Regions from separate parts of the Mus musculus genome. Here region 2 is linked to region 1. Evidence: chromatin contacts called from ENCODE Hi-C or POLR2A ChIA-PET data. All regions are on one chromosome and are shown on one strand. Each heading gives the region's core, a stretch centred on a gene start or an enhancer-like site at or near the end of the contact. The rest is flanking DNA. Distances are from core to core; before and after follow the strand shown. Region 1 has its middle 26 kb from the start of Gm46262. Region 2 holds the start of Pimreg (PICALM interacting mitotic regulator).

What was found. A loop is a pair of places that touch in the nucleus more often than their neighbours do. ChIA-PET counts read pairs that join two places held with the same protein, here RNA polymerase II (POLR2A).
Region 2: a loop to region 1 is called in a map of T-helper 2 cell, with 3 times the contacts of the local background. The contact joins the promoter of Pimreg here to the enhancer-like site in region 1. A Hi-C loop is called at or near these places in 3 of 37 maps with a recorded cell type or tissue (T-helper 2 cell, heart and regulatory T cell). POLR2A ChIA-PET finds 5 or more read pairs at or near these places in 1 of 5 experiments (embryonic stem cell).

The regions. Positions count from the first base shown.
Region 1 is chr11:71,994,770-71,997,469 of GRCm38, forward strand. No RefSeq gene overlaps it. Among named protein-coding and RNA genes, the nearest start is that of Gm46262, 26 kb to the left of the region's middle. Within about 2 kb of position 1,327, at least 1 of the 3 ENCODE cell types and tissues checked has a DNase peak (open chromatin) inside an H3K27ac peak, as active enhancers do; it is heart, where a contact is called at or near this core.
Region 2 is chr11:72,041,165-72,043,864 of GRCm38, forward strand. It overlaps Pimreg (PICALM interacting mitotic regulator), which reads left to right and starts at 1,338. Exons shown (of 6, transcript NM_144526.3): 1 at 1,338-1,370; 2 at 1,853-2,173. The coding sequence starts at 1,886. It also overlaps a transcript of Aipl1 not described here.

The DNA.
Region 1 (2,700 bases), core at 77-2,576:
AGCACTGTGGCCACAACCTACTTTCTACCACTCAAAAGGTTACTGGAGAGAGAGCCCTTCCAAGACAGGTAAGTTAGGCAGACTAGTTGTTGTTGTTGTTCTAACAGAATACCTTATGCTAGATACTTTGTAAATAAGAACACAATTTGGGAAGCTGAAGAACAAAACCTGAGTGGCCCTATCAATTCAGCTTCTGGTGAGGGCTCCCTGAATGTGTTACAACATGGCAGAGGAGCTAAAAGAGAAACAGCTTATGAATGCAGAAAAACCCAAGCCCGTGAAGTGACCTCAATTTATAACAATTCACTCTCTGGAACTGGAGTTACAATTGCTTGTGAGCTGCCCTGTGGTTGCTGAGACTCAAACCCAAGCAAGAGCGGCCAGTGTTCCCAATTACAGAGCCACCTCTCCAGTCCCTTGAACACTAACGTCTAAGTTGGGGTTTGTATTCTTGCACAAAGCATCACGACCAAGAAGCAAGTTGGGGAGGAAAGGGTTTATTCAGCTTATACTTCCAAACTGCTGTTCATCACCAAAGGAAATCAGGACAGGAAGTCACACAGGGCAGGAACTTGGAGGCAGGAGCTGAGGCAGAGGCCATGGAGGGATGCTGCTTACTGGATTGCTCTCCCTGGCTTGCTCAGCCTGCTTTCTTATAGAACCCACGAACACAAGCCCAGGGATGGCACCACTCACAATGGGCCCTCCCACTTTTGATCACTAACTGAGAAATGCCTTAGAGCTGGATCTCATGGAGGCATTTCTTCAAGGGAGGCTCCTTTCTCTGTGATAACTCCAGCTCAAGTTGACACACAAAACCAGTTACCACACCCATTTCAACACCCGCACACTGGGTAACAACCCCCCTAACACTTGACAACTGGGATACAAGCCACATCTACCTGTGTGGGATCAGCGGGGAAGAGCCTTCCAGAAGTGAAGACATTCCAAAACCCAGTCCCAAAAAAATAAAGCAAAGGGGACACATGATCTGAGAATAGGGACAAGCAATCTGAGAGCTAGTGAACTGCCTTGCACGGCTGGTGAAGAAAGGCTGGTGACGGAGGTAGAGATCCCTGAAGCCTACCATGAGGGGGACAGAGTATCCCACAAACCCTAAGAACTCTGGAGAGCTTACAGTGCGTTCAGGCTTTTACATTGCAACAATTCTATTTTCCTACGCCGTGCAGACACTCATCTGGCTCCTTCCCCTGCATTTGGAATTAATACAGATCGGTGTGCCCTAAAGGCTGGGCTAGAGGCAGCCTCTGAACAGCGCGCTGAGGAGAGTCTCAAGGGGTGACTAAGGCTGCACTCCAGGAAACAGGAAACTGGCAGAGGCAGGAAGTCCTGTGTGGCTGGAGCCCAACTCAAAAACTCTTCTCCTATCTGAGTCATAGCAAGACAAAGGCTGCTGTTGCCCAGCAACAGAAGCCCCAGCTCCGGGCTTGGATTCCAGCTGGCTAACCCTTCCCCTTCGGAGGAGGGGAATCTGATTTCCAGCTTTCTTTCTCACCTTCCTAAACTCACCTGCACCAAGCTACCTGACATTCAGCCTGTCCCAAAAAGCACCAGCTTGGGATGGAGGGTACAGAGTCTGCTGGGGCCTCGCCCAAGGGAGCACAGCTAACTAGTAGCAGACCCGAGCTGGGAGTACCAGGTGTTCTGGCTTCTTCCTTTCCTGCGTGAGACCTCTTTATCCACCAGGTGCAAGCCGGAAGTGCCTATGGCAAAAACATTGACGGCGTAGGAAAGAAAGATTGGTTCCAAAAGATGAAAAGAAAACCGAAAGATCAAATTGATTAAAACGTCGAAAGCTTATAAAGTTGGCCATTGCACAGGATTCGTGAATGGAGCGGTATAAAATGTATAATTGAACAGTCCCTTTTGACCAAGTCGTTTCTAAAGCAAATTTATTTTTTTAAAAAAAATCATTTGGTTTGTTGTAGCAAGAAATAAACCCGCACCTAATGAGAGATAAATATTATATATGACAAGAGAAGCTTCCAGAAGTAAGACGGTAACAACTCAGTGGAGGCTCTACACGGTACTAACCAAACCATCCTCTGGTAGACAGGGCTTTGAGTTAGAGCCTGAGCTAAAAGCTATCCCGGAGCAACTGAGTCCCGGCGAACTCTCCTCTCCTGAATCCCAAAGCTTGGTGTATAGCTAACTGAGCTGCAGTCTCGTCTCAGAGACAGCCGCTTCCCTGACTGAGCATGCTCACTGCAGCTCCCAACAGCCTGCAGAATCCGCTGATCCTATTAGTGATAAGGGGGCCAGGGAAAAGCCCAATCTCGTGTTGCAAACAGATTATGTTGATGGAAACAAGATAGAGGCTAGGTGCTCAGCGGCAGCGGGGTGCCTGGGAGCAGCTTCCCTATAGAAACAAGTAAGCACACCCATGCTGCCTGGGGAAACGGAAGATGAAGGTGCTGTAATCTCATTTTTAGTGAGATGATCTCCACATGCCTGAGGAGTCAGCTCCCCACCCCCACCCACCTTCAGAAGGCCTCTGGAGAGAAGTTTAGGGAAGCATATATGGGGTAGGGGGACACAGGCTCAGGACCTGGAGCCCTGGGCTCTACTCCTGGATATGATCAAACTAGCTGACATCAGCAGATAAATAGTTCACCCCTCTGAATCTCAATTCTCTTTGTGTATTAGATGGCAGGAGGGAAAGAGATGACCAACTCCACA
Region 2 (2,700 bases), core at 88-2,587, 46 kb after region 1:
CAGACAACGTCCCTGCATGCATGGCCTTTGGGTCCTTCACCCTGCTACAGTTAGTGAGTGAAGTGTACGGCCAGTCTCTCCACACCCCAGCTACCTCACAGAGCTGCAGAGCACTGGGGATAAACTGGGCTTGCTGATAGAAAGGGAGTGTTTGCAAGTGCTACACACAAATCAACCATTATTATTATAGGGGGTTGGGAGGTAAACACTGAGGTCAGGAGAGGGTCAGACAATCCTGACACCAGGAAGAGGCCTGAAGAGTCTCTAGGAGTCTCACTCCAGGCTGAGGAAAGGAGAGAGGAGGGAGAAGAGAAATTCTTTTTTGAGGACCGATAAGAAGGCCCCATTGTGGTGGCACGCCAGGCCCCTTGATTTCAATCTTGGGGAGGCTGAGTGTGGCCAGTTAGAACCAACCACCTCTAACTCCAGCTCCAGAGGGTCTGACTTCCTCTTCTGTGTCGCCACCACGCCACCCCACAGGCATTTACATGCACAGAGACATATAATTAAAAATAAAAATATTTTTTTTAAAAAAAGTCAAAACCATAAAAATGAAAGCATGGGAGAAAGTGACCCAGCCTGGGTTGCTGTTGTTTGTCGTCGTCGTCTTTGTTTCTTGTTTTGTTTTTTTAGCTTGCTGGCAGACTACAGGAAAGAAAGATTGAAAGATGCGTAGAGCAAGACCCGGCAGAGGAACTGACCTAACTGTGGAGAGGGTGATCTACAGTCTGTCCCCTCCTCTGAGATGTGCTTTCTTGGGCGCCGCCAGCAGGGTGTTTGTTTGAGGAACAGACAGGGGCAGGGCCATCTCGCAGGAAGGAAGAGAATTACGCGGGGAATTTGAAACAAAACTTCCCAGGGATCGCAAAGCTCGGCAGTCCCAGCCTATCGCTTTGACAAAACTACTTATCGTGGGAGAGAAGTTAGGCGGGGTGAAGGACTGAAAGGGGCGCGTGCCCTGGGTGGCGGTGACCTGAACCCCCGCAGCATCCTGCACCCTGACCTGCATGCTTGAAGAAGAGAGCTTGGGAGAACGATGGACTAGGCGCGGTCGCCTGGGACCAAGCAGCCGGGATGTAGGGAGGCGGGCTGGTCGGTAACAGTGATCCGGTGGCGACCTGGACCCCTCTGCGGCGAGCCAGGTGGGGGGTCTACGAACGATGTATGGGCGTGGCCAGGCCAATCCCAAAGCAGGATTTACAGTCACGAGAGAAAAAGACCAATCGAAATCCGGGGCGGCGGTGGTGGATGGCTGATAGGGCCAATGGGCTGCAAGCGCCGGGGCGGGGCGGGGCCGCGCGGAGTTTCAAATCGGCTGCGGTGGGCTAGGAGAGGGTGTTGATCTTCGGGTCCGGGTATCGAGCAGGGAGGTGAGCATGCGGGGTTACCGAGGGGCTTAAGGAGGGGGGTGGGGGACGGTCTCACGGGGAGCTCTGAATGGGGAACGGGTCAGGAGCTCTGGATAGGACCCACAAGACAAAGGGAATGTCTAGGAGTTGCAAACGCCCCATCGGATCCGAGGCCTTGGCTGGATTGCTAAATCTGCTCCGGAGAGGAAAATTTGTGAAAACAGCATACTGCTGGTGCCCTGCGTAAGCGCCGAGGCTCCGTGACCTGTGTGCCACTCCACTTAGCCTATGGGGAATAGGCTAGGATGGAAAGACGGACAAATTGCCGCCTTGCAACGGAGGCAGCTGCTGACCATGATGCCATTGGTCATCTTTCTGGCATCCACAATTGCCCAACAGGCCTACCCCGCGAGGTTCCACTTCATCTCTTTCCCAGTTCCCAAGGTCCCTGGAGCCTTGGAATGGGGTCAGGGAGTACTTTGATGACCTTTTGACCTCCCCAGGATCTAGCGGGCAGCGGAAACTGGACCAAGCACATGGCGTCTCAGTGGCAGGGCATGAGGACCTCTGTGCGCAGACGATCACTCCTAAAGGAGGAACAGCTAGAGAAGAAGGAGGTGACCCGGTCTGCTGGGGGTCATCCGGAGACCGGTCCCTTGGGCTCCCTGTGCAGACAATTCCAAAGGAGGCTGCCTCTGAGAGCGGTCAGCCTGAACCTCGGTAACGGCCCCTCCTGGAAACGCCTGGAAAGTCCAGAGCCAGAGCAGCAAGGTCTTCAGGCTGCAGCTCGCTCAGCCAAAAGCGCCTTGGGTGCCATGTCCCAGGTAACAATGACACCACCAGCCGTCTGTTTACAGAAGCGTCCTTGGTGTTGACTGTCCCTATCCTCAGGGAGACCCCAGGAATATAGACTCCATGGGGTCTTGGGGTTTGATTAGGTTCTTGCCATTTTCCCAGAACCCCGGTCATTCTGGCACATAATAGTTTCCCAACAAATCAGTAGGTGAATAAAGTCATGGAAGAAATTGGTGTTCCCCATGCAAGGTGACCTGCCATGTCCTGTGATAGAAAATTGCAGGAAATGGCTATCTATAAAGAGATACCAGTCTCAAGCTTAGTGGATAAAGACTTCCTAGAATAGGTGACTCTTCCAAGATCACTCAGGAAAGGGGAGGTGTATGTAGGCACAGGGCCAGTGGGATGCTGTGAGTGAGTCCAGCGTGGATGCTGAAGAGAAGAGTCCCCAGTGTGAAGCTAAGCAGTCAGTATAGTGAGAGAGGTGATCCTGTGTGCTGACCCCCATTTAAAGTCTCCCAGTCACACTCTTACACCTTAGCTGTCAACTATTTGG